Linked DNA regions of Homo sapiens: region 2 is linked to region 1. Evidence: chromatin loops called from intact Hi-C (ENCODE). Cell type or tissue: PC-3. All regions are shown on one strand. Links, peaks and the distances in the headings refer to the core of each region. The heading gives the core; the rest is flanking DNA.

Evidence for each region. Peaks named below come from ENCODE experiments on the same cell type or tissue, not always from the same donor. Only the 100,000 strongest peaks of a DNase experiment are listed, where the experiment ranks them.
Region 2: a loop joins it to region 1, with 4 times the contacts of the local background. A loop is called at or near these places in 4 of 110 quality-filtered maps.

Annotation. Positions count from the first base shown.
Region 1 is chr4:56,634,217-56,650,516 of GRCh38, forward strand. It overlaps HOPX (HOP homeobox), which reads right to left. Exons shown (of 4, transcript NM_032495.6): 4 at 13,782-14,581. The coding sequence ends at 14,504. Among named protein-coding and RNA genes, the nearest start is that of HOPX, 39 kb to the right of the region's middle. RefSeq lists enhancers at 1,441-1,941, 6,535-7,734. In PC-3, for the core only: a CTCF peak has its summit at 7,398; DNase peaks (open chromatin) are centred at 7,405 and 7,735; H3K4me3 peaks cover 345 bases; H3K27ac peaks cover 2,245 bases.
Region 2 is chr4:56,738,174-56,749,335 of GRCh38, forward strand. No RefSeq gene overlaps it. Among named protein-coding and RNA genes, the nearest start is that of CHAER1, 39 kb to the left of the region's middle. In PC-3, for the core only: no CTCF peak of the experiment used is centred there; no DNase peak of the experiment used is centred there; H3K27ac peaks cover 263 bases.

The sequences.
Region 1 (16,300 bases), core at 5,084-10,083:
GCAATAGGGAGCTAACCACAAAAATGGTGTGGCTGGTCCTAACACAGTCAGGTGGGAAGGGTTACCAGAAAAACTCCAACTAGCCTGTGCGCTAGGGTGGAGCCTTGAGAAGTTCACGCAGTTTGCAGCACGGAAGAGCCTGGCCCCTCCTCTTCCTGTGTGGAACCTGGGATTCAAACTGCGAGGCAGGAAGAGCACCAAGAGGAACTGCGGCCTTTCGGAGAGTCCCTGTTCCCCTCTTTTTTCCTTTTCACCCAATAAAGCTCTGCTTTACTCACCCTTCAAACCGTCTTCAAGCCTAAACTCTCGTGGCTGTGGGACAATGACTCCATCTTTAGCTGAACTAAGGAAAAGTCCTGCAACAGCCCCAGAAGCAGGAGATGGTGGAGAAGGTGATTCTGGAGGTTGCAGGTGGAGAGGAGATGGGAGGGCAGTCAGAGGCTAGAAGAAAGGGAGTCCCAGGTCCGTTTTATCCAAACATCGTTGAAGCAAGAGACAGATCCACAGACCAACAAACGCGCTAACAAGTGTCCTCTTAAGCACACGAAAATTGGGGAAAAATTTCCACCATCCACTTTGTCCCCTGGAGTTCTTAGTCCCACTTACAAGTTAAAAAGCGAGATGCAGGCCGGGCACGGTGGCTCATGCTTGTAATCCCAGCACTTTGGGAGGCTGAGGCGGGCAGATCAGCTGAGGTCAGGAGTTCAAGACCAGCCTGCCAACATGGTGAAACCCTGTCTCTACTAAAAATACAAAAATTAGCCCGCGTGGTGGTGGGCGCCTGTAATCCCAGCTACTCGGGAAGCTCAGGCAGGAGAATCACTTGAATCAGGGAGGCGAAGGTTGCCGTGAGCCAAGGTCTCACCATTGCACTCCAGCCTGGGCAACAAGAGTGAAACTCTGTCTCAAAATAAATAAATAAATAAATAAATAAATAAATAAATAAATAAATAATGAGATGCAGCGTTTTTCCTACCTTCCTTTTTGCCAAAAAGGACAATCACAATAGATAATTCTCAGCCCTTCTTTTTAAGGGATTTATGGTCAATGAGAAATAAAAATAAAATCCTAAGCCTCCCAAATGACTGAACGGACTATTTCTTGGCCAACGGGACTCCAGTGAAACCTTGGAAGCTGCATTCTCAGCCAAGACTGAATGGGGAGGTCGGACACACCTCATTAGAGCACAGATTGGTTCTGTCCAGTCTATGGAGAATGCGCGGTGAGGATTTCCATGACCTTTCCCCCACTTTTTGACTTCAGAGGACTGAAAATTCCATTCTTGGGCCGGGTGCGGTGGCTGACGCCTGTAATCCCAGCACTTTGGGAGCCCCAGGCCGGTGGATGGCTTGAGGTCAGGAGATCAAGACCAGCCTGGCCAACATGGCGAAACCCCATCTCTACTAAAAATACAAAAATTGGCCAGGCATGGTAGTGCGTGCCTGTAATCTCATCTACTCGGGAGGCTGAGGCAGGAGAATGGCGTGAACCCGGGAGGCGGAGCTTGCAGTGAGCCGAGATTGCGCCACTGCAGTCCGCAGTCCGGCCTGGGCGACAGAGCGAGACTCCGTCTCAAAAAAAAAAAAAAAAAAAAAAAAAAAAAGAATCGCTTGAACCTGGGAGGCGGAGGTTGCAGTGAACCGAGATCGCGCCATTGCAATATAGCCTGGGTGACAAAGCCAGACTCCTTCTCAAACAAACAAACAAGCAAACACTCCATTCTTGTATCAATGCTAACACCACCGTTTTGGGAACGTGGTTCCCATGGAGAGGCATGACGCTCAGTTGCACATGCACATGTTCCTCCTCTCATAATTATTCATCACTCCTCCTATACCTCATTGAATATGTATATTTGGCCACCCTGCTCACCATACATTCCTGTCTTATTCTTTCCACCGTTGAAGTGTCTGTTTCCGGGCCCTGGCTGGATGCTATGCCTCCCGGCTCATAAGAATGGCCACCCTACAGGATGCAAACTTGTAAGAGAAATAAAACTCTCCTTTCTGAATTATGAACTTCACCATTCTTCTGTTGACATTTGTTTCTATGTTGAGCAATGAAGTGATATCAAAAATTACTAATATAGTGTAAGGGAGAAAACACAATTTCTTTTTTTTTTCTTTTCTTTTTTTTTTTCTTCCATTTTTAGGTTCTTAGTTGAGACACTCTCCTAAAAACAAAAGTCAGATTAAAAAGAGGAAAACAAGCAGAAGTTCATTAGTGGATGCTGCGCCCACCATGCAAGACAGGCCTCAGTTTAAAAGTATTACTCAAGCTAGCTTGGGGCCTAGATTAAATACTATATTAACAAAGAGCCATAAATCCTACACAGTGACAAGACAAAGGAAAGAGTGGCTCCAGTCTTTTAAAAGGCAGGAAAATGTGGGAAGATCATAAAATCTGTTCCCCGAGTCCTCTGGTGCCCGCTGATGCCCTCTCTGGACCCATAAGCAAGTGCTGTCCCCAGTAAGGAAGGAAGAGTTTGCCACCAGGCAAATGGAGGCTGGGGCAGAGTGTTCCTCTGTGTTTTCAGTGTCTTTGACTTAACTCCTCAAAATTTTGGGGAGAAATATTTTAGGTTTTTTAAATGGCATTACAAAGTTCAAGCTATTTTGGCATTTAGTAGATACTCGCTACAAGTTGGGAGAATTACGTTTATTTCATTTTTTAAAAGTGTCTTAAGTGCCTATTATGTGACAGACACTGTGCTAGGTAGGGCAAGAAAGCATGGTGAACAAGACAGAGATTTCTACTTTCAGTAAGTTTTTATTCTGAGGAACTGTATTCGTTAGAGTTGGATAACGACCATAACAAAAACACATAAATACTCAATTCTCAGTGGCTTAGCACAATAAAAAATGCATTCTTCACCAAGTTCATCTTAGAATAGTGTGGATTGCTGAGAAGACAGGTATTCTGTTCCATGCAGTCCTTCAGGATCCCAGCCTCCTTCCATATTTTTTTATGTCCACAAAGTCTTCTCCATTAAGCCAGCAGATTAAGAAAGAGAAAGCCAGGAGATTGCACAGGTAGTTTTTATGGCCAAGCTTGAAAGTGGTATACACTACTTTACTCACATTCCATTGACCAGACTCAGTCACATGGCCACACCTAACTGCAAAGGGGATTGAGAAAGGTAGCACACAAGAAAAGAAAACATGATTTGGTGAACATGTAACAGCCTGTACTGCAGGAAACAGAATAAATAAGTGGATATAATCCAGTGTGGTAACTGCTGTAACATGGGGAGGTAGAGTGCCTGATAACATAGAAGAAGGATACCCAACCCAGATGGGGTTTAGGCAGGGAGAATATCTGTACGAACTGATGTCTAAGCTGGAGCAGAAAAAAAAAGTCCATTTCTCTTTAGAATAGTGTAACTTGTTCACTAATGAGATACCCCTTGCATGAACAATTTGTTTAAATCCAAAAACACTTTTTTACAAGGTAACCATTAGAAAACAATAAGCCCTTTTAATGGGTTGCTCTGGTTCCCTGCTTTAAGAAATAGCATAATGTGGCATACACTATTGACTGTCCAATAGCCGTTCCTTCCTTCTTCCTTGATAAGAAAATGCCAGTTTTCTTCAGCCATTAGTCAACAATGTGTTCTAGGAAAATGGGCTCTAGGAAATGGGCTATAATTGGTCTAAGCCAACCATGGTAATCCAATCCACCTTTCATTCATTCAACAAATATTTAATAAGCTCCTGCTATGTGCCAGTCTGTTCCAAGTGCTGATTGTCTTTACCAATTATAGGCATGGAGTGGGCATGTGGCCCAACTCCAGACACTGAGAGGTAAGGGAAGACTGCTAAGGAGCTTCTGGGAAAAGGCTTTTCCTCTGTGATAAAATAAAATGAGAGATGCCTGAAAATAAAGCCAGGACCTTTCCTGTGTTTGGATGATGTCATGTAGGATGTGATGCTTGGAACTGGAGCAATCATCTTGGGACCATGAGGAGAAAGAGAAGAGAATCCCAGAAAGGATGATTGAGAGCTCTGGCCTAGTCAGGCTGTTGAATTAACTGAACCTGGAATGACCTACAGAAAAACAAAAAACCTGATATGCCACTTTCAGTTGAGTATTCAGTCACTTGTAGCAAAAAGTATCTTAACAAGTATGCATGATTTTGAATTTTGTTTTCATTGTTTGTTGTGGATTAGAATGGGTGAATTTTCTTTTTTTTTTCTTTCTTTCCTTCTTTCTTTCTTTCTTTCTTTCTTTCTTTCTTTCTTTCTCTTTTCTTTCTTTCTCTCTTTCTTGCTCTGTCTTTCTTTCTTTCCTTTGTTTTCTTTTTTTGAGGTGGGGTCTCACTCAGTCACCCAGGTTAGAGTGTAGTGGCACGAGCTCGACTCACTGCAACATCTGCCCCCTGGGCTCAAGTGATCTTCCCACCTTAGCCTCCCAAGTAGCTGAGACCACAGGTGTGCACTGCCACACCCAGCTAAATTTTTTTTTTTTTTGCATTTTTGGTAGAGATGGGGTTTCTCCCTGTTTCCCAGGCTGGTCTCCAACCCCTGAGCTCTGGATATCCATCTGCCTCAGCCTCCCAAAGTGCTGGGATTATAGGCATGAGCCACCATACCCAGCCTTGGTGAATATTTCAATAAATGGATGAAGAATCTGACTTTTTCATTTTCTTCCTAGCTGTGTTGTTGATCCTACAGGAATTTCTGTCCTAGGCATCTTTGTGGACAACAATCATATTCCATTATCTTGTTGGCGGCCCCTTTGGCCACTGCAGATTCCCTGTTGGAAGCTGATGTGTTTGGAGCAAAGTCGCATTCTCTATTCTGGATGAGGTTATCTTTCTCTAGGTCCCCTACCTGTGGCCCCTCAGGGAGGACTTCCAAATGAGGCTGTTTGTTTGTTTGCTTTTAATGTAGAAGAGGCGTCTCCTCATTTGAAGAGTCAGCTTTCTTTCTGTGAACCTCGTCAGCCTCCCTCTCTCCTCTCTCTCTTTCCTCCTCTTTTGTTTTTTTGTTTTTTTTCCCCCACCATGCAATGAGTTGGGCTGTGAGCTATACTTTGTGGCTGGTGAGATTTTTGGAGGCCTCCCCGAACCTTGTGTCCCCTCTCGAACCTCATCTTGAGTTGTAATCCCCAGGTGTTGAGGGAGGAATTAGGTGGGAAGTGATTGGACCATGGAATTGGTTTCCCCCATGCTGTTCTCATGATAGTGAGTGAGTTCTCATGAATCTGATGGTTTGGTAAGGCAGTTTTCCCTGCTCTTGCTAGCTCTGTCTTATCTGCCGCAATGTAAAGAACGTCTTTGCTTCCCCTTTGCCTTCCGCCATGACTGTAAGTTTCCTGAGGCCTCCTTAGCCATGTGGAATTGTGAGTCAATTAAACCTCTTTTCCTTATAAATTACCCAGTCTCAGGTAGTACCTTTGTAGCAGTGTGAGAATGGACTAATACACTTGTTCAAAACAGAAACCTGGCAAACTTCATGCCCTAATTTAGAACTTTCTGCCTGAACTCAGTGGAAGCCCAGCTGAGGAATTAATTGGTATGTCAATAATACTTGAACTGAATATTGAAAATATTTTGGAATAAGCTTTAATTTTGGAATAAGTAGGTCAAATAGCTTTTTACTGGAATGATTTGGCCTAGATTCACAGATATTTTGGATGCCACTGCTTCTCACTATCTTGATGATGACAACAAAGGGGATATCTTTTCTATGCACTGTGAGACTTGGGTGCTAGTGCATGTTCGCTCTGCTTATAATCTAAAAGATCATCCTTTGGGACTTACATGTCTTTCCATTTCTTATGTTATTGGCTGTTTTGACTAGTAGCTATCATTTGAGGAAGAAGGATTGGATAGGTCAGGATATTGACAGAAAATAGATGGCAGAGGTAATTGAAGGCAGTTTAATGAAGGAACTCTACAAAGGTATGAAGAATATTAAGGGACACCAACAAGGGATAGTGAAGCATTGGGGCTAACAACAGTTACCACCTCTAGGCTTGGGTCAAAGGGAGGGTCAAGGGGAAGAAGATGTTACCAAAAGCTGGAGAGACCTGTAGCTGTGTAGAGGGCCCTCCTGATAGAGGCCATTGTCTTGAGAAGAAGAACGTAGTCACTGCTAAACTGCAAGTCTAGAAGCCCAGAGCTGCAGCAGATTTGAGGGAGTTGGAAATAAACCACTGCTTTGAAAACACTAAGACTGGAGGTTTTTTGTTAGTGCAGTTAAACCTAGTATTTCCTGAATAATGCAGAGACTCAGGCTCTTTCTGCATGGTTGTCCTCCAACCCTAAGGTGTTGCTGTCACCCATGCAGCTTCGACAGTAAGATGGCTCATTACTATGCTTGCATTCTAGGAAGTGGGAAGGAGAAACAAGAAAGCATACTTATTCCTTTTAGAGGCATGACCCTGAAGTGCACATATTACTTTCTTGGCCACACGTAATGTTCTAGTTATCTATTGCTGCATAACGAATTATCCCAAAGCTTAGCAGATTAAAACAACAAACATTTATGATATCAAATAATTTCAGGAGCAGCTTAGCTGAGTGGTAGTGGCTAAGGCGCTGCAGTTATCTGAAGGCTCAACAGGGTCTGGAGGATGTACTTCTAAGCTTACTTACTTGGTTGTTGGCAGAGCTCACCTCCTCACTGGCTGTTGTCAGGAGGCCTCTGTTCTTTGCCACATGAGCTTCTCAACATGTAGAGCTGCTCAACATGCTTCTCCCAGAGCAAGTAATCCCAGGGGGAAGAGAGAGAGAGAGAGAGAGAGAGAGAGAGATAGAGAGAAAGCTTAGTGTCCTTTAGAACCTAATCTCAGAAGTGACCTAGAAGTATTTCTGCTTAATTGTGTTAGTCAATTCTGTGGCACAATGTACCAATTCTGTGGCACAATGTGGGCAGGGACTATGCAGAGGTGTGAATACCAGGAGGCAGAGATTGTTGGAGGCATCTTGGGGGCTGGCTAAAAACCTGACTATAAAGTAAGTGAGAAAACGTAGACTTTAGACACGCAGCCATCTCCCAGATAAAACTACTGAAAGAAGGGAAAAAGAGCTAGGGGACAATCAGAATTCTCTCCCTTAACCTGCCCTTCTAGCTACATAAATACACATATGTAGTCTCCTTTTCATACATGAATACATGAAATGAAACTATTTCTCTAGATTACAGTTCCTGTGCCCCTGAGGATTCTTCCTCTTAGGGTCACTATCCCAGGACACTTGACTTCTTCACTCCCAGAGAATGCCAAGTTTCTATCTAAAGAGCTTTTTTTTTTTTTTTTTTTTTTTTTTTTTTTACAGGAGTGGGAAGAGAGAGCTTCTATCTGGAAGAAGAAAGAAAGAAGAAAGAAACGCCTTCTGCATTACTAATCTGGAATGCTAGGGCTGATTCATATGAACCATGAGTCAGTTTGTCATTGCATTTAGTAGTTGGATGAGTTATATAAGTTGAGATTCAAATAAACGTTTCTTATGTTTTTCTAAGTTTAGTTGGCAGACTCTTCTAAGAAGCCACATTGATATTTGTTTACAGGAGCACATTCCTCATGCAGCAGCACTCACTATCTGTAATGATACAATTGTCTTGGTGAAGGTAAAGGAGAGGGTCTCTAGGAACCTTTGCTCCTCTGTTTCTATAATTGTTTCTATAGAGCTCACCAGGCTCATAATGCCAGGTTTCATAAAACCAAAAATCTTATCTCCTGCCTTGCCAATATAAGCTGTGGCTGATGTCCCGGATCCTTGCCTGACTTGTGTCCACTTCACTACCTCTTAGCACGTCCATCATGGGAAAAGAATGTGAAATTTCAAATTATTTGTATTATTACCACAATTGTTATTAGTCACTCTGACATTGAGTTGAGACAAGGATACATTTGAACAGTTGATATGAGGTTTTTTTTTTTTTTTTTTTTTTTTTTTGAGACGGAGTCTCGCTCTGTGGCCCAGGCTGGAGTGCAGTGGCGCAATCTCGGCTCACTGCAAGCTCCGCCTTCCGGGTTCACGCCATTCTCCTGCCTTAGCCTCCCGAGTAGCTGGGACTACAGGCGCCCACCATCACGCCTGGCTATTTTTTTTTGTATTTTTAGTAGAGACGGGGTTTCACCGTGTTAGCCAGGATGGTCTCGATCTCCTGACCTCGTGATCCGCCCGCCTTGGCCTCCCAATATGAGGTTTTTAAAGGACCTTTCAGTGGACAATAGAAGATGTGGAACAAAGTTTACACATGAGGACCAGAGTTGAGAGAGAGTAGCAAAAAGTCTCCAAGAAGGTAACAGGCCAGGTGCAGTGGCTCACACCTGTAATCCCAGCACACTGGGAGATGAGGCAGAAAGATTACTTGAGCCCAGAAGTTCGTGACCAGCTTGGGCTGTCAAGAAAGAAAAAAAATAGCCACGTGTGGTGGCAGGTGCCTGTAATCCCAGCTACTCTGAAGGCTAAGGCAGGAGGATCCCTTGATCCAGGGAGATCAAGGCTGCAGTGAGCTATGATTGCACCACCATATTCTATGTAGCCTGGGTGACAAAGCAAGATTATGTCTCTATTTGTTTTTTAATTTTAAATTTTGAAATAGAGATGAGGTCTCACTATTGCCCAGGCTGGTCTCAAAGTCCTGGGCTCAAGCGATCTGCCCACCTCAGCCTCCCACAGTTCTGGGATTACAGGTGTGAACCACCATGCCCAGCTGAGACCTTTTCTCTTAAAAAAAAAAAAAAAAAGAGGGTAACTTATCTGCCATACATTTGTATATAGTTTTAAAAATTATGTAACCCCTTGAGGTCCATAAATTCTCCACTTGTCAGGGGTTATCTTTTCTTTTAGTATGTAAAAATAATTTTTCTCAAGTTCCCATTGGCTGAGAAAAATCTAGTGCTACTTCTGGTTACCTCTTACTATGAATCTCTGGTTCCCCTATATTCTTAATTACACTAGGGGCTGAGATTCCTCCCTCCATGCACTTCTCTCTTCCTTTATTTGCTCTCCCATTAGTAAGGGCTCTTTTTTATTACAAATGACAGATACACTGAGAAAGGGATTCACTAGTTCACAGAGCCAGGAAGGCTGGGGTAGCCCAGGGAAGAGTGGGAACCAAGGCCTCAGGACTTTCTCATTCCCATCTGCCTGGCTTCATTCCCTCCCTTTACAGAATGGCTTTCTCCATGAGTCCGAGTCAAAGGCTACCTGCAGCCCCAGCCCTCCATCTTCACAACTCTCCATGAAAGGTGACAATGTAGAACCATCTCTCCAGGTCCAATTGCAACAATTCTGGCAAAGGACTTTGGCCCAGCCTAGGCAACATAGTGAGATCCCATCTCAAGAAAAAAAAAAAATTAGCCAGGTATGGTGGTGCATGCCTGTAGCCCAAGCTACTAGAGAAGTTAAGGTAGGAGGATCCCTTGAACCTGGGAGGTCGAGAGCCCATACTTGGTTCAGTTCATGTATGCCAAGGGTTATGACGCTGTCATTGGCCAGCCTGGGTCTAACTGTCATGGGGGGAGAAATCTGGGGAACTGTGATTAACGGCTCTATCAGGACCACATGAAGTAGAAGTAGTTCCCCAAATGTGAAGGTGCTATTACCAGAAAAGAGGCAGACAGAAGCCAGCACTTTCACTGTCTACGGCCTCCTGCAAGCGCGGCTCAAGCAGATCCTTCCCCAATCCCTAAAGCATCACCAGTACAAGGCCATTTTGTGAGACAGAGCTGTTGGGAAGGTTGAAGACAGCAAAAAACAATTACAGCATAGTGACAGCAAGCCCAGCACTGTATAGATAGTCATTGAAAATAGAACATTTGATATTTTAAAGTTCCTAAGCCCAGTCCACCAGCCTCTCACTGGTGCCTTCTGGGTCAGCTGACATTGTGCCTGCCGTCCCTTACCAAATCGTTCTCCTCCACCTCTCCATTCTCCAAGTGCCCATGGATCCTAAACGTCATCCTACCTGAATCTCCGTGGGACAAATGGTATTTTATTGTGCACAGCCACTGAGTTCTTTTTTCCTCGTCTTCTAGACCTATATTTCACAGCCCCCAAAACTATTAAGATGTTTTCCTAGGCCGGGTGTGGTGGCTTATGCCTATAATCCCAGCACTTTGGGAGACTGAGGCGGGCAGGCCACCTGAGGTCAGGAGTTCCAGATCAGCCTGGCCAACATGGTAAACGCCTGTCTCTATTAAAAATACAAAAATTGGCTGGGTGTGGTGGCATGCGCCTATAATCCCAGCTACTGGGGAGGCTGAGGCAGGAGAATCGCATGAACTCGGGAGGCAAAGGTTGCAGTGAGCCGAGATTTGAGCCATTGCACTCCAGTCTGGGCAATAAGAGCAAAACTTCATCTCAAATAAAAAAAAAAAATATGTTTTCCTGAACAAGACAGCCAATTTTTTCCTTAGGAAGCATCCTTCCATCCTCTCAGAACAATGGTTCAATCTGCTGCTAGCTTCTGAATTAAGTTCTTCTCCCTGTTGCATGTGTATTTATGCATAGAAAACATGCCTTCCCCCAATATGATATAGCATAATATTAAGGTTAGTAAGACGTTACCTCTGTGTGGTGGGATCATGGGTAATTTTTTACAGTGTTTTAAACATTTATTAGTTTCATTAGGCAGGGGTTTCCCTCTCCCTAATTTTTGGAGCCCGATCATGTGTAATTTTTATGAGTTTTGTTGGTTTTATCATTTCTTTCTTTTCTTTTTTTGCTTATTTCTATTTCTACAATGAACAACTGAAAATGGTACAAGGCAAGAAAGGAGTGAAGAACAGAACCTGCTGCTTAAGTCCCTTTTATCAAGAAATGCAAAAGCCTTCCCCAAAGGCTTTTTGACCTCCCGCCTTTGACCTGATCCTTGTTGGATAGACTGTGTCATGTGACCACACAGCCTCAAGGGAGAATGGAAAAGAGAGGATTTAATGTTTCCAGCCCTTACAGTCTCATGAAAGAAGTGTGACAACAGAGAAGGGGCTTGGGTATGATGATGGGTCCAGCTAACCTACAGTGTCTGCAACTGCACACCTAGGATACAAGGTGGAGACAGAGGGCACTGTGCAGTTTTTCTGAGTCTAGGGTGGGCATTATTGTTTTGGTGTATGACCCTGGGTGTCCAAAAGAGACTCCTGACAATAAAACTTAGAGTTCTGCGTTCTTGTGAAGACTTATCTCAGGCATCAAAGTAAACCTTGCCCTGTCTGTTAGTACTTTGTAGCAGTAGCAATTATTATGACTATTTACAAAGTGCTTTTTAAAAATTTAGTAGAATGTTGCTATCCCTGTTTCACAGTTGAAAAAGCAAACTCAAGGAGATTAGTACTGGTAACATACTTGCATTTAAAAGGACACTGAACCCTCATTCCCTCCCATCACATGCCATTCAAGGACTCTAGACTATTGGGCAGAGGAAGTGATTCTTTTACCATAAATGGGGCTTCTGGGCCCAAGTTAAAGGCACACTCTCTGCCCAGCTGGTTTTGTCCTGGATTGTTCTTTTTTTTTTTTTTTTTTTTTTTAACAGGGTCTCAATCTGTCATCCAGGCTGGAGTGCAGCAGCATGATCTCAGCTCACTGCAGCCTCTGCCTCCCAGGCTCAAGCAATCCTCCCACCTCAGCCTCACATGTGGTTGGACTACAGGTGCATGCCACCAGTCTCCACTAATTTTTGTATTTTTAATGGAGACAGGGTTTCACCATGTTGTCCAGGCTGGCCTTGAACTCCTGGGCTCAAGTGATCTGCCTGCCTCAGCCTCCCAAAGTGCTAGGATTACAAGTGTGAGCCACCGTGCCTGGCTGTTGCTCTGGATTGTTCTTGAATCATCTCTCTAGTGTGTTGGAAAGACTTCTGACCTGGATCTTAGACCTGGTTTAGTATTCCTCTCATTGCCTGACATGGACCAATCACCATACTCAGTCTGCTTTGTCCACAATTTAGATCCCCACTACTTAGGTTGCAGGAGAGGATGCTAGATATGAGTCTGTTTTGCTCAGACCCTGGTGCACTGTGTATTTGTTGTCAGAAGAAAAGTTTTAAGATACAGGAAGAGGAAGCTTGCCCAGGGATGTTTAATAGGATCTTGTAAACATCTGTATTCTAAATAAATAATTGTTAGTGTTTCCACTTTTGGTTTCTTAATTTTAGAGAACCAGAAAGACTGTTCCTGAACTAGAGGTAAGAGTTCAGAAGTGTATACCTGTGTCATCCCAGGCTGGATTAGCAGGTGTAGTTATCAGCCTTTCCAATATCCATCTTTCCCTTCTTCCTTACGAACAGAACCCTAATTTTGCTCAAGGCAGCACTATGCTCATTTACAAGTGCCCCAATTCCCAGACTCCCTTGCAGCTAGGAGTGGCCATGTGACTCACTTTGGCCAATGTGATGTAGGTGGAAGTTGTTAGGTGGGGGCTTCCAGGAAATCTTTTTAGAGAGGAAAGTCTTAGCTGGCATTTGCCCTATGCTTTCCCTCCCTCTTTCTCTTCATTTTGTTTGAAAGGCAGATGCAGTGTCCAAGTATCCATGAATACAAAAGCTGTGTACTACAGATAGTAAAATGGGAAGATGGAATGACCCCAGCTCCTTGACAACATTAGGGAGCTACTCTAACAGCCCTGGATTACCTACCTGGTGATGTCTTACTTAAACACAATCAAGAAAACAAAGAAACAGCCAGGCTGGTGGCTCACACCTGTAATCCCAGCACTTGGGGAGGCTGAGGCGGGTGGATCACTTGAGGCCAGGAGTTTGAGACCAGCCTGGCCAACATGGCGAAACATTGTCTGTACTAAAAATACAAAAATTAGCTGGGTGTGTTGGTGCATACCTATAAGCCCAGCTACTCAGGAGGCTAAATCAGGAGAATCGCTTGAACCTGAGAGGCAGAGGTTGCAGTGAACCAAGATCATACCACTGCACTCCAGCCTGGGCAACAGAGTGAGACTCTGTTTCAAAAAAAGAAAAAAGAAAAAGAAAAAGAAAAAGAAAAGAAAACAAAGAAACAAGCCTATTTGCTTAATCCATTGTAATCAAGTCACTCTTCCATGCAATCAAACACAGTCTTAACTGATAGACTATTAAAATGGTGTCTTACTCTGTTTGGCTGCTATAACAAAATATCTTAGATTGGGTAATTTGTAAACAACATAAATTTATTGCTCGCAGTTCTGGAGGCTGGTAACTCCAAGATCAAGGCACCAGCAGACTATGGTGAGCCCTCAATCTGGTGAGGGTCCATTCCTCCCAGGTGCTTCCTATGTATCCTCACATGACAGAATGGCAAACAAGCTTGCTCAGGCCTCTTTTATAAGGCAGTAATCCCATTCATGAGGGTGGAGCCCTCATGACCTGGTCACCTCCCAAAAGCCCCACCTCCTAATATCACCACCTTAGGGATTAAGTTTCAACATATGAATTTTGTTGGGGGCCGGGGTGTGGGCGGGGGGGATGGGACACATTCAGGCCATAGCAGACATCTAGTGTGCTATGATAGTAAATGAATGCAAATTGAGTGTAGAGTTTGTTAGAACAGTGCTGCTCCAACTTCCACGTGCATATAAACCGCTTGAGGGCCTTCTTAAAAATGCAGGTTCTGATTCACTGGGTCTGGAACGGGGTTTGAGATTCTGCATTTCTCACCAGGTTGAAGCTAATGCTGATGAGGCTGGTCCTGGAACACACTTTGAGTAGCAAGGATTTAGAAAATGGCAGCTCTCCTGGTCAGTCAGCTCCTACCACATAGGAGCTATTATTTTGTTTCTCTTTGATATGTTTCTTATTTCGTTAAAAACCTGCAGAGAACTCACTCAGTGCATCTTCAACAAAAAGTTAAGGTTTTATTTAGAATATCATTTTAGAGACAAAAAGCAGTTCACTTTATTTAGCAAAATAAACTTAACCAATGCATTTAAATATAGTAAATTCAAGAACTTTGGTGGTTTTTTTTCTTAGATGCTTGCTTTTTTGCCAGTTGGAGTTTCTGTCTTCTGGCCCAACAGGCTTCTTTCCAAGTTAATGCAGCTATATTCCAAGGAAGTGTTTTATGAAATCTGAATACTCAAACACCCCTTCTGTATTTTCACTCAACCATCATTGTATTAGATGATACATAAGGAAAGTGACTTAGGGAAGTAAGTTCAGAAGGAAATGTGTTCCCTTCTCCCTCATATTATCTTTTCAACAGAGGCCTGGATTGCTAAATGGATTATGAAAGCAAATTGCTACTGGGAGGTGATGGTCAAAAGCAAACTTAGATGGTTTTCACACCATCTGTCATCATGACTCAAAGGGAAATGCTAGCCACACCATTTTTCCAGTGAAGCCACTGCTTTACACAGAAGATACACATAGCTTCCTATTGTTATTTTCTTTTCTAATTATGTACATTTAGAAAAAAAATACAACACTGTGTTAAACAGCAGGACAGCTAGCAATGGAACATACAACACTATGCTGAAAAACCACAACAGCTTGGTTAAGCGGAGGAGAGAAACAGAGATGGCCTTCATGGAGTGAAGCTGTCAATGCCTGCCATCTCCTTAGTCTGTGACGGATCTGCACTCTGAGGGCAGGCCTTCTGAGCGCCGCCACTTTGCCAGGCGCTGCTTAAACCATTTCTGGAAGAGAGAAATGAGAAAAAATATTTGTCACATACAGAAAAACTGAAATGCCTGTTCCCTTTCTAAAAGGTAGCCTCTGTGGCACAAGTGGAAAGGAGAGAATCAAGGAATGTTCCCATAGGGATGGTTCTCACTGTGACACTAAACTTTCCTGCCTCAGGACCTTTGCACATGCTATTTCCTATGTTTAGAATATTCTCTCTTTATTCTTTATCTGATGATCTCCCTGTCATCCTCACATCTCAGCTTAAACAGGACCTTCTCAATGAAGCCTTCCCTGATCACTCTATCTAAAATGGGTTTCCCACTCATCTCCTTACTTCCCAATTTAGTATTTTGTTACTTTCACAGAACTTTTAGCATCTGTCATGATTTACTTGTGTATTCACTTGTTTTAAATCTATATTCCCTTCTAGAATGTAAGATCCATGAAAGCAGAGACTGTATTCATCCTATCACCATTGCATCCTTAGCCACTAGTACAAAGGTTTAAGAGTTAGAAATTAATCAATATTTGCTGAATAAATAAAAGAAGTTAAAGCATCTCCTTAATGCCCCAGATAGATCTCTATGGCTGCTGTATTTCATCAATGTATGCTCAGCTCACCAAAGGCCTTCCTCATTGGTAGCAGTTAGTAAGAATTTGTTGAATAAGATTAATAGGTAACTGAGCGCTGCACAACCTCAGAGCACTCCTTGGGGATGCATGGAGTAGGCCAGCCCAATCTATCCTGCTCCAGGGCCACTGAGCAGTGAGAGAAGCTAAAGTGGGCCTACCACTTTACTCAGAATCTCTCAGCTCCGTATGACTCAAATATTCACACCTTACAGAAGTGACCATGGATGTACAGAAGGCCCCAGATGGGATGTTTCTAGACACGGTATCATATGAGGCCTAGAACATGCCTATATGTTGTAAGGCAGTGTGGTATACCCTTGAGAAATCAGTGGCTGCCTTTATCTTGCTAACCGGGGTGGTACAGAGCTCCCCAAAGAGGAGAACAGGAGAACCATGCTGGGGATAGGGCCAGGGTCTGGACCAGGTTGATCAAGAGGAAACTGGGAATAAAAAACAAAGCAAAACAACTTTGAAGAGAGACTAGTGAGGAAACAGATGAGCAAGCATTGACCTACATTGGAGAGGATGAGGACAGAGCTCTATGGGAAGTCAGCACCTCCCCCAAGCTCTGTTCTCCTGTGCTTCCCAACCATTCACATGTCATGGGGTACATTGAGAAGGACAATATTTGTGTGTCACTGGTGTGTAGGCAGGCTGTGTGGTAGGTGACCACCCAGGGCTCTGCAGCCCTGGGCTCTGCCAACAGGAAGCTCTAGAGTAACTAATTGGCTATGAGAACTTGAGGAAGTCCCTAAAAATAGAGCACCAATCATCTGTAAATAAAAACGTAAGCTTAGGGGGTTTCTACTGTCCCTTCTGGTATTTCTATAATTCACCTGTTCTAGGGGTAAGGGGACGAGGAACAGGAAGGAAGCAGAAAGAGCACAGCTGTGAGATGCCAGATCTGGGATGTGCTGATGGAGATGGGATGGTGAGAAACCTCTAGAGGGCTCCCCACATAGCATGGCTTGATGCCTATACAGATACTCAGAATGAACAGGATGGGCTCTAGGAAGCTGAAAGGGAATTCAGTATATAAGCCCAAGATCAGAAGAAAGTGTGAGAATCACAGGGGGAGAAGGAGCAAGGCCTAGAGG
Region 2 (11,162 bases), core at 2,618-7,617, 100 kb after region 1:
TGGGGCAGACACTGTGCTAAGAGCTGGGGTTATGCTGACAGAATGAGAGAATCAAGCCCTCTGCCCTCATGGAGCTTACAGTCTAGTAAGTTAGGAAGCCAATAATAAGTAAGGAAACAACTAAATAGACAAGAACATTATAGACTGAAGTGCTAGGGAGATGATGGCAGGTAAGTGTGGCTGGAAGAGTGGGGTGAGGCTGCTGCCTTGCATAAGGTGGTGAGAGAAGGCCACACAAAGAAAGTGAATCTAAGCTGAGACCTGAAAGATTACAAGAAGCCAAATATATGAAGAACTGGGAAAGCAACATATGCAAAGGCTGCAGGACAGAGAGGGGACCAGGAGGGCCACCAGGCTGGAGCACGGGAAGCGAGGGAGAAAGAGGTCACAGCCAGGACATCTGGGGCCTGGTGGGCTACACTAAGGACTTTGGCTTTTATTCTGAGGGCAACAGGAAGCCACTAAAGGTTTAAACATAAATGGAAATGATTCTGAACAGACCTCACCTCCTTGACTGAGACCTCTCTACTCATTTCTCTGACCATTCGACTCTCCAACTTACTGGGCCCTAGTTTTAAATAAGCCCTTCTCTTCACTCCTGCTAAAGGGGTAGAAATTGGGCTGTCACTGGCCAGGCATGGTGGCTCATACCTGTAATCCCAGCACTTTGGGAGGCCAAGGTGGGAGGATCACTTGAGTCCAGGAGTTTGAGACCAGCCTGGGCAACATAGAGAGACCCCCTCTCTATTAAAAAAGAAGGAAGAAGAAAGAAGAAAGAAGAAGGAGAAGGAGGAGGTGGAGGAGAAGAAGAGGAAGAAGATGAAGAAGAAGAAGAGGAGGAGGAGGAGGAGGAAGAAGAAGAAGAAGAGGAAGAGGAAGAAGAAGAAGAAATTTAAAAACAGAAAGAAATGTGGTTGTCAGAAATTCCAGAGGCTGAATGGACTGTGCCCCCAGTTAAAGAAACTTTCATAAGTTTCCATCCCCTCGTCTGCTTTTAGGTGTTGGAACTCAGTGTGAAAATCCTCCTCCTGTCTGAGGTCTGACAAAGCAGAAGAGAAACTTGAGATCCTATCACTGATCTCACCACATCTGGAATGAAGATCAGGGCCTCAGACATTTAAATGAAAAGTCCAGATTTTCTTCCCAGCCTCCTCCCACCACACAACTGAAGTTAAGCAACAGGCATGCAACGGGTGGATGGCACATTCATCATTTTCTTCATTTACCAAAGCCACAATTAACTTTAATTAAAACTCACCCATCTGCTCCCCATTACCCCACCCCCACCTACAGAGGAAAACCCAGCTCACTCTCTACCTGTAACCCAGAAAAACAGAAACTGTTTTATGGGAGTGCATGGACCCAGAGCCTGTTTATGGAGTAATCATCTGTGTTCTGATCCCTCATTACACTGGACGGAGCCACTGGGCAAGAAAAACAGGTTGACATCTGAAAGAGATGCTGGGAAGCCTGAGATTCTGGTCTGTTTTCCTTCCCACTAAAGGATTGTCTTTCCCAGGTCCTTAAAGCATTCCTGGTTCCCACTCTACTTCTTTCTTTTCTTTCATTGGTTACACGAATATTTCTTGAGCTGTTAATATATGTCGGGCAAAGAGTTCTTGTACAAATCTTTTCTGGTGTGGTGGAATGAAAGAGCATGAATTGTAAAGTTGGACAACCTCAGTTTGGGGTCCAAAAAGTTTCGCTTTCCTGGAGCAAGTTATTTTACTTCTCAAAATGTTGGTATCTACTTTGGCAACCTACAGGCTGCTTTGAGCATTGACTATGACAATGAATATGAATGCTTTGTAAATTATAAAGTGCTTCAAAATGATGGCTGTTTTTTGAGGCTATTGCATTGGTTTGTACATGGATCTGCCTGTGGTCACTCACAACCTATGTATTGCTAAGGGAAGCTATTGGAGATCAAGTTTTACATTCATGTGCCCCATGCAACACCCCTTGAGCAGCCCTAACAATATGTTCCTATAGCCATGTGATTTTATACAATTTGGAAAATAAAAGTATTTTAACAGCATTTGTTTAAGATCACTGTCTTTCCTCTCTGACCTTCTCACCATCAGCGTTCTATTCAGTAGTGATGAGTTGGTGGCAGGCATTTTTGGCATCTGACTAAGGACAACTTGAGTTGGGGATACATGAAGTTTGGATTGAGTGGCATATATTTATGTGGTTTGCAGTCGCTTTTATGTTTAGTTAGGCTATTACCAGCCCTCTTGGTGTAGGAATGACTTCCAGAAATATTCCTAATCCCATTGAGCCAACTCATCTAGTGTCATAACACCAAAGTGCAGAGCCAAGGGTCAAATTGTGGTATGAACGTGTCCAACGGTGCCCACCACCAGAAATATATGTAAGTAATGGAGGGAAAATACAGTTTGAAATGTCTGGAGCCAAAAGCTAGTCTTCAGAAAATGCTTCCAATCATCAGAGGTATACAGTTTTAAATGGAAGATTCAGTTCTCATTGATACCTGGTTAAAACAAAAGTTTGCTACTATCAGAAATATACTTGATAGGAGAGTGTACACAATTATTAACACATAATACACATATATATTTTGATGGGAATGTCACAAAATAGGATTGGTCACAATTCCTGGATTTGTAGGGCATAAACTGTAGCAGTATCACCAACAGCAAGCCCATCTGTGTGGGAAGTCCCACATTTTATGCATCCAATCAGATCACATCACCTCTTAGCACATCTGATGCTCTTGGGCTGACGAGGTCTGTTCATTGACGAAAAGGCACACAACATTGACACAGAAATGGCAAAATGGCCTGAGGAGTTTTCTTATGTCAAAACTCCTATACATATTCATTAATAAATCAATGTAAGTAATAGTAATTTGATTACATAATTATAATTAGATTAATAATTATAATATAGTTCAACACAAGTACAATTTAAAATTGCTCTTCTGAGGCTGGGCCCAGTGGATCACGCCTCTAATCCCAGCACTTTGGGAGGCTGAAGTGGGCAGATCACTTAAGGTCAGGAGTTCAAGACCAGCCTGGCCAACATGGTGAAACCCCATCTCTACTAGAAAATACAAAAATTAGCCGGGGAGGCTGTGGTGGGCAGATCACTTGAGGTCAGGAGTTCAAGACCAGGCTGGGCAACACAGTGAAACCCCGTTTCTACTAAAAATACAAAAACTAGCCAGACATGGTGGTGGGTGCCTGACATCCCAGCTACTCAGGAGGCCGAGGCAGGAGAATTGTCGGAACCCAGGAGGCGGAGGTTGCAGTGGGCCAAGATCACGCCATTGCACTGCAGCCTGGGCAACAACAGCAAAACTCCATCTCAAAAAAAAAAAAAAAACAAGTGCTCTTCTGTATATTTTAATTTCAGATTAGTTTTATATATTTTTAAGAATTATTAATCATATAAAAATTACCAAAAAATTTATAGAGGTGTGTTGGACAGATAATGAATAAAAATATTAGTTTTTAAAAATGTGTTGATGTTTGTAATATCTGCCAGCATTTCTACATTTGAAAAATTACTATTATTACTTCACTTATTCCAAATGAATATTTATTTTGAATAAATAATAAATATTTGTGTATTATTTATTAATAGTAAATATTTATTAAGTAATAAATATTCATTATTTATACATACTTAATTTTATATCTTTTTTTCTTAAAGAGAATCCCCAAATTGTTTAAGCCCCAGGCCCTTCAAAGCCTGGATCCACTCCTGCTTGTATTTGGTGCTAAATATGGTTGCTCTGCCCCACTTTGCTGTAGACATGAGTCGAGGATCCATGCCCTACTCACTGCTCCACCCTCCACCATAAGCTCTAAAATCCAAGAATACACATTGCAGGTCCCAGCACCTGCCACCCAAGAGAAGAGACTGGGCATCCCAGAATCTGCCTAGGCAAATGTATTAGTCTGTTCTTACACTGCTAATAAAGACATACCTGAGACTGGGTGATTTATAAAGAAAAAGAGATTTAATGGACTCACAGTTCCACATGGCTGGGGAGGCCTCACAATCATAGCAGAAGGCAAAGGAGGAGCAAAGGCAGTTGTTACATGGCAGCAGGCAAGAAAGCATGTGCAGGGGAACCGCCCTTTATCAAACTATCAGATCTCGTGAGACTTACTCACTATCACGAGAACAGCACGGGAAAACCCGCCCCCATGATTCAATTACTTCCCACCGGGTCCCTTCCAGGACACATGGGGATTATGGGAGCTACAATTCAAGACGAGATTTGGGTAGGGACACAGCCAAACTGTATCAGCAGAGATTCTCATTAATGGGTTCTGAGCATTAGGGCTAGTATAGGAAGCCAAAAGAGGGTAAGGAAGCAAGAAAACTGCAGAGATTACCAAGCACATTCCTGTCAGATAAAAACCACACAGTGCCAGCTCACAATGAAGATATTAAAAGACTATTTACACATCTCCACCCGGAGTATTAGTTCAAGCAGCAATAACTAACCATAAGGAAATATCTCTGTGGTGGAGAATGTTAGTTGTCCACCAAAATCTATCTCCTTTTCTTCCAGAAATGTAGAGTTTAAGCCAGGCCATGGATACTTAACTAGAGATTCCACTTCCCAGCCTCCTTAGTGGCTGGCTGTGGACACATAACTAAGTTCACCAATGGAATGTGAGCCAGAAATGTGTGTGACTTGTGCCTGGCTTGCTTTTAAAAAGAAATTGCTTCCTTTGTCTTTTTCCCTTTTACCTCTCTGTGATGTAAAGTGATGACTTCCCAGTCATCTTCAAACACATGGATGAGGCTGGGTGCAGTGGCTCACACCTGCCCAGCACTTTGGGAGGCCAAGGCGGGTGGATCACCTGAGGTCAGGAGTTCAAGACCAGCTTGAACAACATGGTGAAAACCCATCTCTACTAAAAGTACAAAAATTAGCTGTGCATGGTGGTGCATGCCTATAATCCCAGCTACTCAGGAGGCTGAGACACAAGAATCACTTGAACCCGGGAGGCAGAGGTTGCAGTGAGCCAAGATCACACCACTGCACTCTAGCCTGGGTGACAGAGTGAGACTCTGTCAAACACACACACACACACACACACACACAAACACACACACACAGAGATGAGAACAATGCACAGAAATGCACAGAGCCAGAAATTCCCAAACTTCTCAGTTCACAGCACCCTTAGTGTCTCAGTAATTTTATCACAGTGCTCCCTGGCCAAAAGAAGTACCCAACAGTTCTGTGTATTGAGTAGTTTTATCCAAACAACCTAATAAGTTCGTGTATCCTAACAACTTAATGTCAAAAACTGTGAGGGGTCTGAGATTTCATCCTACTTGTAAACTAGCAAGTTAGTCTGCCACAGTTTTATGGATGCTGGCAGAAGACACAAGACTCCTGGGTCAGAAACTAAGGAATTTATTACTCTTGGCAGTAGCAATAGCCAGAGTGTCCTCATTAGCTCTGCTTTTCTGAGCCCTGATTCCTACAGTGCTATATGAAGAGGGACATATGGCACCTGCAGACACAGTGGGTTGTATTATAGGAGAGGTAGCCTGAATCTCAGGTTACCAAGCTTTGGTAATATGAATCTTTTATAATCAGCAGTAAGCCTGCCTGATCTTTGCCCTGGAGGGAGACATTATCTTTATTACTAGACAGTAAACAGACCTGCTCTTTACTCCAGAGGAAGTTGCTATCTCTGCCTCCCGAGGCTATTAGCTACACAAACATCTTGAAAATATAGTCTGGATCAAAGGCAGCTAGGGCCTTTGCTTATGACATGTGCAAGCCCATGAGAAATCCATGGAGAATTGTCTCCCAACACTTAGTAGTCATTTGCAAAAATAATTTACATAAATTGAAATAAAAACATTTTATTTTACTTTTAAACAACTGCAATTACTTTGTAATGGGAATGTGCACCTGTTGGGCACTGTACAAGTCCTCAGACCTTGGATTCACATTGGACACTGCCACCTTTATTACTGTTTCACACTGATTTTCTCATAATACTTACTTTTTGTCATAGCAACCACCAAAGACCTAGCTTTACAAAAACACGATGTCATCAAAAGGAAAGTAGTGCTAACTAAAGTTGATACTGTGAACTACCTAGTAGCTAGTAGTTTTTGTGGCATGTCAGATGTTGAGGATCACTGTGTCTTTGTTAAAAATTTGAAACATTCCATGGTGCCCCTAGCAGTTCACTGAAGCTCCCTGGGACAAGTTGGTACACAGTTTAGGAACTGCAGCCCTAAGCAATGGTGGAAGAAGCAATTGATCCTGAATGGCCTCATAAGTAGAGCTGTCTTGATAGCCTAGACTAATCAAATTGTTATATCAAAGAGAAATACATTTTTATCCTTTTTAAGTCTCTGAATTTTTGAGTCTCTTTTTTGCAGTAGCATAGCCTTTATCCTAACCAATGCAATCTCCTACATAATTTTGGCTGAGCCATACGATGTAGTTTTTCGTGATATATGTTCTCACATTGTGGGAAAAAATGTTTCCTATGTATTTCTTTTGTCTCTTCAACCTCAGTCATCACCTCAATCAACATTTATTGAGTCCCTGCTATGCTCTGGCACTGGGCTAAGCATCCTTCCAAGATCTAAATCCACTTCTATGTCACTGAGAACTAAAAATAAAATCCTAAGCCCTCAACCAACTGAACAGACCCCCTCTTGGCCAAGGGGACCCCAGAGAAACCTTAAAAACTTGAGTTCCCAGCCATGATGGGACAGGAGGCCAGATGGGCCTCATTGTGCTCCCCTCTTCGTGTAGTTTAGACACCACAGCTGACCAGCATTAATGTTAAATTCGAGATCATAAGACTCACAGAATAGACTCTTTGTGGCAATAAGATACCAAAGTATAAACAGGACCTAAGGCCATGCCAGAGAAAGGTTAAGTCACACACCCCTTACACTTAAAGAATAAACTATGTTTTGACTGCCACGGGACTTTTCTTTTTCTCTATCAGCTAAGCAAGTACTGTCCTTGAGATAAGCAATATTAAAAAAATTCAACTCCCTCACTGCCAGATGCTAAATGACCACCCCCCCACACACACACCCGTTTTACAAGCCACAACTACAGCTTTGATTGGACAATACACTAATTTCAGTAACTTTCTCCTGATAAGAGACTACTGACTGTGGACTGGTTCTAGCTGGTTTACAGAGGCTGGTCACTGAGTGCCTTCATGTCCCTGCTTCACCTTTTGATGCAGAGGGTCTAATTGTAATGCATTTAAATGTTGTCTTCTCATTTGTTAAAAGTGAACATGGATCTTATGTAACATATATGTTTATTTGGTAAACATGCATTATGATCTCCTCCATGAATATTCATAGCTCCTCCTGTAACCTGGTGAATACATATACCTGGCCAACACATTCAGCATAAATCCCTGTTCCACCCTCCCCTTCCTTGAAGTGCTTGCTAACAATCTCTGCCAGAGGCTACACTTTGCAGCCTGTGAGGACAGCCACCTTACGGGCTGTAACCCTTTATAGAAAATGTGGCACATGTACACCATGGAATACTATGCAGCCATAAAAAATGGTGAGTTCATGTCCTTTGTAGGGACATGGATGAAATTGGAAATCATCATTCTCAGTAAACTATCGCAAGAACAAAAAACCAAACACCGCATATTCTCACTCATAGGTGGGAATTGAACAATGAGAACACATGGACACAGGAAGGGGGACATCACACTCTGAGGACTGTTGTGAGGTGGGGGGAGGGGGGAGGGATAGCATTAGGAGATATACCTAATGCTAGATGACGAGTTAGTGGGTGCAGCGCACCAGCATGGCACATGTATACATATGTAACAAACCTGCACATTGTGCACATGTACCCTAAAACTTAAAGTATAATAATAATAAATTTAAAAAAAAAAAAAGTCTTTTTTCTGACCAGGTGCAGTGGCTCACACCTATAATCCCAGTACTTTGGGAGGCCGAGGCGGGTAAACCACTTGAGCCAGGAGTTCAAGACCAGCCTGGCCAACGTGGTGAAACCCCATCTCTACTAAAAATACAAAAATTAGCCAGACATGGTGGTGGGTGCCTGTAATCCCAGCCACTCAGGAGGCTGAGGCACAAGAATCATTTGAACCTGGGAGGTGGAGGTTTCAGTGAGTCAAGATCGCACCACTGCACTCCAGCCTGAGTGACAGAGTAAGACTCTGTCTCTGGAAAAAAAAAAAAAGAATTTTTTCTAAATGTATAAATTATGTGATTCTTTAGTTGACATTACTCGGTCTCCTCAGCTGCAGGCTCAGTCACTCTTGATCCTTAAACCAATTCTAAGCAAGTCCCTTACCCATTTACCTAGTTGGGTCTGGAAGTAACATTGGTGCCTTACTCCCAGGAGTAGCTGGTGTGCCCAGAGATGAGTTCCTGGGAATGCAAGTAAAATGAAGCCTCTGCCCTCCACTTATCCCCCTCAACCCCCTCAACATCACTAGTTTCCCAAGTTCCTGTACAAGGCTTCTCTCTCTATGACCTAGACATAGTCCCCTGCTGGGACTGAAGCTCCAGCTCACTCAGCTGGGACTAGGCATGTGACATCCTCTTGCCATTTCCCTCTCCCTAGGGGCTGGCACCATTCCTCCTTAGCCCCAGAAGCAGTCAGAATACTTGGAATCTGAACACCAGCACCCATTGAAGGTCAAGTGTTTCCAATGCTCAGTGGCTTCAGTTGCCCGCATCACTTATTGCATCAGATTCCCACGATTCAAATACAAACTTGCCATATGACTTTGGAAACGATTGTCCAAACTGCTGTCTGGAGGACAGCCCTTCGGCTGGATGAGTTTGCCAGCCCCATCCCGGCATTTCTCATGAGGTTATGAGTGTTTAGTTCAAGTCTGCCTTGCCCTGAAGCCTCTACGTTCCTTCTGGCATCTGCTGCTCTCTGGACAATTCCAGCACCAAAACCTGGATCACAAACTTTAGCGCTTACTCTCCTATCTGCTGATTATTTCTATGATATTCTTAACTTCCCAGAGAAAATGCAAGGCAGTGAATTTTTTTTTACTTACTAATTTTTAATTGTATTATACAAAGATCTCTGACATGCAAATAAAGACCCTAAACATTGTAGCATCCAACATGTCAAAGTAAGATGTAATCATGTTATGTGATGGTATTATAGTCAGAAGATCTTGGAATACCAGAATCCTGCACTGGACTTCCCTGCCAAGCTCACTGAAGGAGAATATGCACAAGGGACAAAGCAAAGTAGTCAAATCCACACCTAATGTCATTAATAGGTTCTCGGAAACTGCAACTTTAAGTGAACAATATATAACAGAAACCAATTTTACCATGTTTATTTTTGCATTTTTTTTAGTAGAGACTGGGTTTTACCACGTTGGCCAGGCTGGTCTCAAACTCCTGACCTCAAGTGATCTGCCCACCTTATCCTCCTACGTGCTGGGATTACAGGCATGGCCTGTTTCATTACAATGTTGATAAGAAAAAAAAAATCGCACTGCCCTTTAGGTTGATCTTTGATCCCCATGCTCTTCCTTCCCCACTTCAGTGGTGCTCTGGAAGCTGGAACCCATGATCTCCAAATGCTTAGGATAAAGATACTGGATGCCTTCCTTTCACAGGAGTTAACAGTGACAGCATGAGATCATCAGGTATTTCAGTAGAAACCTAAAAAATAGAAACAAATTAGGAGCAAAGGAGGAAAGGGGGCTAAAGTTTGTTGAACACCTTCTGAAATCAACAGAACAAAATCTCATGTGGGAGTGAGATTCCAAAGCAAATATCTGGGGCAAAAGTTGCCTATTGCCAAAATGAGTCTTGAAAATTTCTTAAATAACTCAGAAAATACTGCACACATAGAGACGTGTATATATTCTCTTATGCCAACATGTACGTATAAATGTAAAACACACTTCTTACATATATAATTAAAATTACATATAAAAACATATATAACTAAAATTACATATTAAAAGCGTATTTCAGGGCCGGGCGCAATGGCTCGCATCTATAATTCCAGCATTTTGGAAGGCCAAGGCGAGAGGGTCACTTGAGCCCAGGAGTTCAAACAACATAGTGAGACCCCATATCTACCAAAAAAATATAACAATTAGCCAAGTGTGTTGGTGTGTCCCTGTAGTCCCACCTACTTGCGAGGCTGGGGAAGGAGGGTTGTTTGAGCCCAGGAGTTCAGGCTACAGGGAGCCAAAATCATGCCACTGCACTCCAGCCTGGGTGACAGAGCAAGACTTCATTTAGAAACTAAAGCGTATTTCAGAATGTTTAATTACATAAAAGAGGAAAAAGGGGAAGAAAGGCCAGTGTTGTGGAATTCATGTAAGTTAATTATATGTATGATGTAACTCCTAAACTACTTTACATAATTTAATACTCTCAACAACACTGAAGGGTGATCACTATTGTCCTTATTTTGTAGAAAAGTAACTGGGGCTCAGAAAAATTAACTGATTTTACCAAAGTCACATGGCTACTAAATGCCACAGACAGGACTTGAACCCAGGCTTGCCTGGCTCCAAAGTCAATTTTTTCCACTTCACCACAGGGCCACTCTTCTTGACATCTGCTCCAGCAAGGGTTGGGAGGCCCCTGAACTTATGGACTTAACGATTTTGCCCCAAATTGGCTCTGGCCTTGTCCAGGTGAATATTTAAAATACATATTCTATTTATTTTATTTTTTGAGAAAAGTTCTCCCTCTGTCACCCAGGCTGGAGTGCAGTGGCACAATCTGAGCTCACTGCAGGCTTGACCAGGCTCAAGTGATCCTACCTCTGCTTTCAGAGTAGCTGGGACTACAGGCGTGTGCAACCAGGCCCAACTAATTTCTCTATTTTTTGTAGAGACAGGTTTCTCCAAGTTGCCCAGGCTGATCTCAAACTTATGGGCTCAAGTGATCCACCCGCCTCAGCCTCCCAAAGTACTAGGATTATAGGTGTGAGCCACTGTGCCTGGCCTTAATATGTATGTTAAATTATATGTAACAAATAACGTACAGGGAGATAGAGTCAGAAACAGCCTTTCCAACAAACTCAAGTTCACATATCACCTCAAATTTAGCATTTACAAAGTAAAACCCTTTTTAGTCTCACTCTGTATCCCAGGCTGGAGTGCCAAGACACGATCTTGGCTCACTGCAACCTC